Linked DNA regions of Homo sapiens: region 1 is linked to region 2. The links are chromatin loops, found by intact Hi-C in ENCODE. Cell type or tissue: PC-3. All regions are shown on one strand. Each heading gives the region's core, and the rest is flanking DNA. Links, peaks and the distances in the headings are about the cores only.

Region 1 (4,401 bases), core at 166-4,165, 180 kb after region 2:
TGAAATTTCAGGCAGAATGGTAATTTACATAAGAATGTCCTGATTTGTAGGAAATGCATGCTAAAGTATTTAGAGGTAAACTCATGATTCCTGCAATTTACTTTTAAAAAGTTCAGCAAAAATAAAATATATACATCTATTATTTATCTATGTAAGGCAAATATGGAAAAATGTTAACAATTGTTGATCTAAGTAGAGGGTATGTGGGTTTGCATTGTATAATTCTTCGAACTTTCTTGCTTAAAAAATTAAAAAAAATATCCTATAAAGAAACTTCTGGCCTAGATGGCCCCACCAGAGTTTTACCACGCAGTCAAATAACCTAATTATATATGCAGAGTAACTAATGTTTCAAGTAATTTTTGAACACAACACTCTGACTATAGATATTTAGTGAGATAAATTCTAAGGACAAGGAACCAGAAAGACATCTTAACTTTCCTCATTGTTTATTGTTAATAGTATTTTATTTTGAAATCATTTTATGCATATCATAGGATAAAGCAAATAACTATATTAATGTTTTTAGGAACCGATATTTTCACTATAAGAGAAAATAGTTAGAAATATGTTATGTTGATGGGAGATACCTAGAGGTTCTTGAGATTCTGTTTGTTTCCAGGTGAGCATGTAAGAATCACTGGCCTTGATACTGCAGGCTGAGAACTCTGGCAGCAACTTCCATGACTTTTGCTCACCAAGCTCTTCCAACAGATATGTAGGTCTCTGTTTCCTTGTATTAAAACCTTTCATACTTGGAATACATAGAGTGGCTCCTGTTTTCCTGACCAAACTCTGATTAATAGAGAAGGCCTATTTTAGTTGTGGTTCATCCCTACCCTAACTTAGAGCCCTTTAGAGGCTCGACTTCATGTGGATTGGGTTTGCTGTAGGACTCCTTACCTTGAGTGGGACCTGGGCCTTGACTTCTCTGCACCTTGCCCCTTGAGGCCGTAGAACTGATGCTTAAAGTATTCAGTACCAGCAAATATTCACAGAGTAAAAGTAGTTCCTCAGTCCATTTGGGCTGCTATAACAAAGTGCCATAGACTGGGTGGATTAAACAACAGAAATTTCTTTCTCACAGTCCTGGAGCTTGGAAGTCTGCGATCAGGGTGCCAGCACGATCATTTCTGGTGAGTGCCCTCTGCCAAGTTGAATACTATTGACTTCTCCTTGTATCCTCATATGGCAGAGAGCAGAGAGAGCTCTCTAGGATCCCTTTTATAGGGCACCACTCCCATTCATGAGGGCTCTACCCTCATGACCTAATTGCCTCCTAAATGCCCCACCTCCTAATGCCATCACATTCAGGGTTAGGATTTCAACATATGAATTTTGGGGTGAGGGACATACACATTCACTTCATAACAAGTGGCTTTGGTGTACTGATATTCAGCTTACTTCTCTGGGAAATTTGACCTGGCAGTTCCCACATTATCTTTTTTTTTTTTTTTTTTGAGGCAGAGTCTCCCTCTGTCAACCAGGCTGGAGTGCAGTGGCACGATCTCGGCTCACAGCAACCTCTGCCTCCCAGGTTCAAGAGATTCTCCCGTCTCTTTTAATCATGTAAATATTTTAAAGGGAGGGAATGTTTCTGTGTTTTATGGAGCATTTTTTGTTATTTTTGGCAGGAGGGTTCATCCGAATAACCTAGCCTGTCACTAAAGGAAATGGAAGCCCTCAGAAGCTCTTGAAGCTTAATCCAAGGAGGTTCTACAGGGCTATGCTAATGAAAAGAATTTTGTGCACCCTGGCAAATCAGTGGAAGGGATCTATTACATTTAAGGCAACAGGCGTTTTCAGAGCCTCTCCATTTAAAGCATTTATGCAGCTCTCTCATTCATGATATTATCCTTCCTCATAATAATGGCTTTAAAAATTCAGTACAATAAGGTTTCAATTCTTTGCACTTACAAATTTAACTCATTCATAGACCCCCCGAAACCCATCAGTGGGTCCTAGGTTAAGAAGTTGTCACTTAGAAAAATATCTAGGCCACTCAACTCTGGAAACCAGTAAGCCCACAGAAACGGAGCTGAAAGAAATGGGCAGATGTGTTTTATACACCTGTTGGCCACTAGGAACGCTGCAGCCCAGCAAGCCGAAATGCTCCTGTTCATACAGTTTCAGATTGAGCTAAGTTGCCTTCTTCCCGCTGCATCTACACTTGAGAAACACAAAGTATATTGATGTGGCACTAGCCTAAAATAACTGTTTCCTGTTGAATTTACTTTCTTGGATCTTAAAGATGAGAAGAACAGAGTGTGAAATTGAGCTTGTTCACATGAACAGTTCCTGGAGTTCCAAGCTGATTGGAAGTTAATTCTTCAGCCAGAGAACTCTCTCTTCGCATCTTTCCTATCCCTTTTGACAAGAAAGCAAGTGGAAATTCACAAATCTTATTGTCAGAATGAAGACTCCCCCTTTAAGTTTTTTCTCCTGCATCTTGAATCTCCATGGATTATAATCTTAAGAAAACAGGGGCTCCAAATACAACTTGGGTATTCTTCCCTCTAATATTGTAACAGAAGGAGTTCAGGAGAGAATGCAAGGAAGTTTTATTGATGTGATCTCACATGAGTATTTTCAAAGGATGATTTGGGCGAGGGTCCAAAAACTGAGATGAGATGATCCTTCTAGGTTGAAGGGATACTATTTTTCAAGTCACTTTTTAATGTAAATTCCATCGCTTACTCTTTTTGCATGACACGTTCATTGTAGAAGAGTTAGAAAATACTGCCAAGTAAAAAGAAATAAGACGTGGTTAATAGCAACCAGCATTTATTGAGCACTTACCATGGGCCAGACACTGTATTACATCTCATTTAATTCTCAAACCAGTCTGATGACTTTAGTACTCATTATGTCCATTTCACAGGTGTAGAGAATGGGGTCCAAGGTCCCACAGTTAAGAGGTGGTGGAGTTGAGATGTGAATATAGGCAGTCTGAGTCTGGAGCCCAGTCGCTTACCACTGTGCTTTTATATTTTTATTCCAAGTGCTGTTACTTAGAGAAGCAACTGATTACAGAGGAATCAGAGTCAAGGATCTGAATTTCAGGTTTGGCTTAGACATTAATTAGCTGTTAGAACCTAGGCACCTTGTTTAATCTCTTCCTGTGACACTTTCAAAGGCTCTCAGTTGCCATTAGCATAAAATCAAAGTTTCTTAGTCTGGCATTCAAAATCCCTATTCAGTTCTGGTTTGTCTACTGTTCCTGAATATCAAATCCACTTGAACTTTGCTTGCTTTTACTCTACTAATGCTTTAGGGTTGATTTGTTATATCCTGAGTTACCCCTAAGCAAGCCATCCCCTCCACCCATGTCTTAGCCCTGATTAAGCTTATTCATTATTCATGAAAAAAACATTGAGTGCCTACCACATTCCAGGTAGTGTGCTAGACACTAGGACCATAACAATAAATAAGGTGGTCAACATCCCAGGTCTCAAGCATGTTACAGGTTAGAGAAAGGAAGGAAGGCTAAATGAAATAAACAAAACAAAACAATTAGGACTGCAAGTTATGATTAAGTGCCATGAAGGAAAAAATAAGACAGGAACCTACTTTAGATGGGATGATCTGGAAAGGTCTTTCAGAAGAGGTGACATTTAAACAGAGCTATAAAGAATGAGAAAGAGCCAGCATTGTTACAATTGGGAGAAGAGCATGTGAAAGAAGAAACAGCAAATGCAAAGCCCTGAGGGAAACACAAGCTTGGTTTTTTATTACGGACCAAACAGAAGGCCAGTGTGGCTATAGAGCAGAGTGAGCAAGCACCAGAGTGAAAAAAAAGTGAGGCTAAAGAGTTAGGCAGGACTAGTTCATGCAAGGCATCATAGGCCAAGGCAAGCAGTTCTTGGTTTTGTTTATTAATAAAATTAAAAGCCATCGAAAGCTTTCAAACAGAGGAATAGTATAATCTGCTTTGCTTTTTGAAACAACAATTCCTTCAGTTCACATGTAGAAGGTGGTTTTGGGAGAGTTGGAGTGGTGGCGTAAGAAGACATCTTACCAAAACTGACTTAAGAAGGAACAAAAAACCCTGCATTTTCTTACAAGCATTAAATATACTGAATTTGCTATTAAAAACCTTCCTGCAAAGAAAAACTCCAAGTCCAGATGGCTTCACCAGTGCGTTCTACCAAATATTCAAGAGTGATAGCCAGGTATGGTGGTGCACACCTGTAATCCCAGCTACTCTGGCAGTTGAGGCACGAGAATAGCTTGAACCCAGGAGGCAGAGGTGGCAGTGAGCCGAGATCATGCCACTGCACTTTAGCCCGGGTGACAGAGCAATACTCTGTCTCAAAAAAAAAAAAAAAAAAAAAAGAAAAGAAAAAAAAGAAAGAAAAAAAGAATGAAATAATTCCAAACTTATACAAATTTATCCAGAGA
Region 2 (4,401 bases), core at 227-4,226:
TAATTTTTCTATTTTTAGTAGAGACGGGGTTTCACCATGTTGGCCAGGCTGGTCTCAAATTCCTGACCTCAGATGATCCGCCTGCCTTGGCCTCCCAAAGTGCTGGGATTACAGGCGTAAGCCACCGCGCCGGATAACTTGTCATATATTTTCACAGCGAGAATGTATCTATGTAATTTCAAAAGAAACAAACATGCCCCTTAACTACCTCTCCCTGTTCCAACCCAGGCACCATTTTGCAAAGGGATTTTCCAAACAACACAAAAGTGCATGTGTGTGTGAGTGCACACCCATGCAAATATATATAGTCACATATCTCTTAATGATAGAGATACGTTCTAAGAAATGCATCATTAGGCAATTTCGTCATTGTGTGAACATCACAGTGTACTTACACAAACCTAGATGGTATAGCCTACTGTACATCTGGGGTATATGGTATGGCCTATTGCTCCTAGGCTACAAACCTATAGCTTGTTACTGTACTGGATACTGTAATTATTACACAATGGTAACAATTGTGTATCTAAATATTTGTGTATCTAAATATATCTAAACACAGAAAGTATTTGTGTATCTAAATATATCTAAACACAGAAAAGGTACAGTAAGAATACAGTATTATAATCTTATGGGACCACCATCATATACGTGGTCCATTGTTGACTGAAACATCATTATGTGCCACAGAACTGTATATATTTATATATACACATACATATATACACTATTTTATGTATGTAATATATGTTATATACAAAATACACAGATACATATGTACACTATATAGTATACACATTATATATATTAAAATAACACATACATACATACATGAAAGAGAAAGAGAGAGAGAGAGAGAGACAGAGACAGAGACAGAGAGGATGTGTGTTTCCTTTTATTTATATTGCTGTTACTAGCCTGAGCTACAACTGTAAAGAGAGGGGTATATGTGGATTGAAAGAAATGTAGGACATGACAGGGTGGGAGAATCAGTATTTGAGGCTCTTCTTGGAGTGGGAGGCGCTTTGAGGAAATAGCCCTATCCTTCTGGGGCATCTGAGTCTTCTTGCAGCAATGGATGACACCAGCTAACATTTATGGGGCCTTTAAGTGCCAGGTACTGTGCTAAATATACAACATGGAGTTTCATTTAACCTTCACGACAATTCTGTAAGGTAGGTACTATTCATGCCTTGATTTTACAGGTTAGGAAATCAAGGCACACAGAGAGGGTGACTTATTTCCAAAGGGCTACACCACTTATAAGTGGAAGATGTTGGAAATCGACATACAGGCCAGCAGCTTGTGTGAGACCTGTGGACAGCCACCAAGAGTTCATCCCATCTCATGTCAACCACAGAGATTACATCTTGTCCCCTTTTGTTACCAGTTTGTGTCTCTGTGCCTTTGCACATCCTATCACACTGGCCTTCAAGCTGACACTTTTATACTCTGGGTTTTTTTAAGGTCGTTAGGCTGAGAAGTAGTAGAAGCCTTTCTTTTTAAATAAAGTCCAATGATCATGGAAAATGAGGCTCATTTTACCCTGAGCCCAAGGAAATGTATAAATCTGGACTCATGTGTACCTCTCCATTTATCTTATCACTCCTGCTTTCCATTCCTGCTATTGCCTCTTTCATTCAGTACTTTATTATCTTTCATCTGCACTATTACTGTAGCCTTCTAACTACTCATCCTGTCACCCCACACAAACATTGCCTACACAGCAGGTTTATGGAGTGCCTATTCTATGTTAGTTACTATGATAGGAAAGAGCTTTTCATACATTCAATAACATGTTGTGAGCTATGGGTTATTATCTCATCTCCATTTCATAAGTAAAGAAGCTGAGGCTTGGAGAGATAAAGGGACCTGCCCAAGGTTACCCAACTAGAAAGGGGTGGCAGAGCTGGGATTTGGAATCCAGTTCTCCTTACGCCTGGTCCAATGGTCTTTTTGGTATTCCATGTTGCAGAAGCCTGGGTGTGGTAGGCTGAATAATGCCCCCTGCATAGATGTCCATATCCTAATCCCTGGAGCCTATGAATATATGACCTTACTTGGCAAAAGCTAGTTTGCAGATGTGATTAAGTTGAGGATCTTGAGATGGAGAGATTATCCTGGATTTTTCCTGTGAACCCAGTGATATCATCCCTGTGAGCCCAGTGTTATAAGGGCCCTTAAAACAGGGAGTCAGGAGATCAGAGTGGGCAGTTTTGGAGATGTGATGACAGATGCCAGTGGTTGGAGTGATGCAAGGAAGGGATCACATGCCAAGGATTCAAGAGGCCTCTGGAAGTCAGAAAAGGCAAGGCAAGGAATCCTGTCCTAGAGCCTCCAGAAGGAATCAGCCCTGCCAACACTCTGACTTTAGCCCAGTGAAACTGATTTCAGACTTCTGACCTCGAGAACTGGAAGATAATAGATTTGTGTTGTTTTAAGCCACAAAGTTTGGGGTAATTTGTTACAGCGGCAATAGGAAATTAATACATTGGTTTCAAGGGTTAGTATGTGGAGACAATTCAAAAACTAGGTCCTGGTTATATCGCTGCTTGGCGGTGGTTACTGCCCAAGAGGCATTTGGTTGCAATACTACAAGTGTTCCTACATAGCCAGGAAACAGCAGCATTGTTGGCCTGAGATGCCAAAATGCCAGTGGCCAGGAAGCCCAGCAGAGGGCACACTCTGCAGGGAGAAAGTAATCCTTGGAAAGGCTCTGCTCCTGTTTAGCTGGATAAATAGGACACTTTTTGCACTTCTGGGTTGCTCTGAATTTGTTGCATCTTAGCTGGGATTCATGCAAGCCAGAGTAGCTCTTCAGGGACCTAGCATGGTCCCTGAAGACATTTTCATTTGTCACTCAGGACTCAGAACCTTCTTGCTCCATTAAAAAAAGGATTTATATAGTTACAACTAGTAGGCTGAAATCCTTCCGTCCCCTGCAGAATAGAGTTGAGTAAAAACACACATACCTTTTTGGCCGATGTCCATGGCTTGTGGAATGGGGTGGGGTGAGGGGAGAAAATATATATTCAATTAATGTTTCTAGCTTTTTTCATTGCAAATCTTTCTTGAAGTGTATTCTTCAAGAAAGACACCAGTCAGGGGGTCATGCTAGGCTGAGTTTTATATAGCAGCCCTCCAACTCTCAGAAAGCGATTTCCACCTTTTTCCTAAGGAAGAACTGGTTTCGTTCACTAGGGGGTAAGATTTGTGGGTTGCAGAAGGGGTCAGGGGGTTTGTAACAATGGCTGGGAGTATTTGGAATGTGAAAAGAATATAATATTATTATAAATATTAGTAATATTCACCTCTTATCACAATCCTTGCAAGATCTCTAAGAGGTGATATTATCACCATTTCATAACTTGGGAAGGCTACCACAAAAAAGTTAATTGAAGCTAATTAAATTGCCCAAGTTTCTATACCTAGCAAGTGGTAGAACTGGGATTTGAACTCAGGTCTGCCAAGCTCTATGTGTCCCACCTGTTCTCTCCAGAATGTAAGTTGCTGACCAGAGATGGAATGCAAGCTGTGTGGCATCATCCTATAGCCTTGAAAACCTGCATCCACCCTCAAGAAGGATGCCACCTCCTGCCATTCCAGGGTAGAATGCTGCCAGCCTTCATGCAACATCATTGTGATTTGAGCCAAGACAGACCCATCCTGTGCTTCTTCTCTAGAAGCTTAGCATTGTCTGTCAGCTTGTCCCCGAGCACTCATGTGCTCTGGTCTTTACATTGTCATGTCTCAGTGATCTGGCTTCTTTGAGCTGTGGCCCACTCATTCCTTTCCCTAATTTGTAGACCATCTCCTATACCCTGGATCAGTGTTTCATCTAGCACTCCCGGTAACTGGCTTCTTCACCTCAGGCAACAGAGCACCCCAGGAAAACTCTGGCTCAGAACAGTGAAAATGAATAAGAGGAGGGTAAAAGCTGCCCGTGCAAGGAATCTTTTGGAGAACAGGGAGTGGGCACTAGTCATTGGCTTGGGAGGACTGACCTACCTAGGTGAAATTGTGATGACCATTTGGGAACTCTTGCTCTAGGTAGGTACCTGTTATCCCTGAAAAATACTTTTACATTCAGCTCCAGTTAGATCTGCCCAGTGCTACTTCTCCTCCCACCGGGTCTGATTGTCCCATTTGGTTCAGTCCAGCCAGCATGCCCTTTAGGCCCGCATGCCAATGGGAACTTCACATTATGAATTTAGAGTAAATGTGATTTGTGATTACAGGTGGGTTCTACCAGAACTAGAGTCATATGCTCCTCCAGCACTTTTTTTCTCTACTTTCTCCCTTTCTTCCCTGGAACTAGATTCTGCTTTTTAATCAGCTCATCAAGAATCTTGGCAGCTTCTGAAAGTTGTGCTGCTTGAGGTATGGAAAATCGCTGCATTG

What was found. A loop is a pair of places that touch in the nucleus more often than their neighbours do. Peaks named below come from ENCODE experiments on the same cell type or tissue, not always from the same donor. Only the 100,000 strongest peaks of a DNase experiment are listed, where the experiment ranks them.
Region 1: a loop joins it to region 2, with 6 times the contacts of the local background. A loop is called at or near these places in 2 of 110 quality-filtered maps.

The regions. Positions count from the first base shown.
Region 1 is chrX:130,573,924-130,578,324 of GRCh38, forward strand. No RefSeq gene overlaps it. Among named protein-coding and RNA genes, the nearest start is that of RBMX2, 170 kb to the left of the region's middle. In PC-3, for the core only: CTCF peaks have their summits at 2,093 and 2,292; no DNase peak of the experiment used is centred there.
Region 2 is chrX:130,390,987-130,395,387 of GRCh38, forward strand. No RefSeq gene overlaps it. Among named protein-coding and RNA genes, the nearest start is that of GPR119, 7.5 kb to the left of the region's middle. In PC-3, for the core only: CTCF peaks have their summits at 2,661 (motif pointing right) and 2,863; a DNase peak (open chromatin) is centred at 2,665.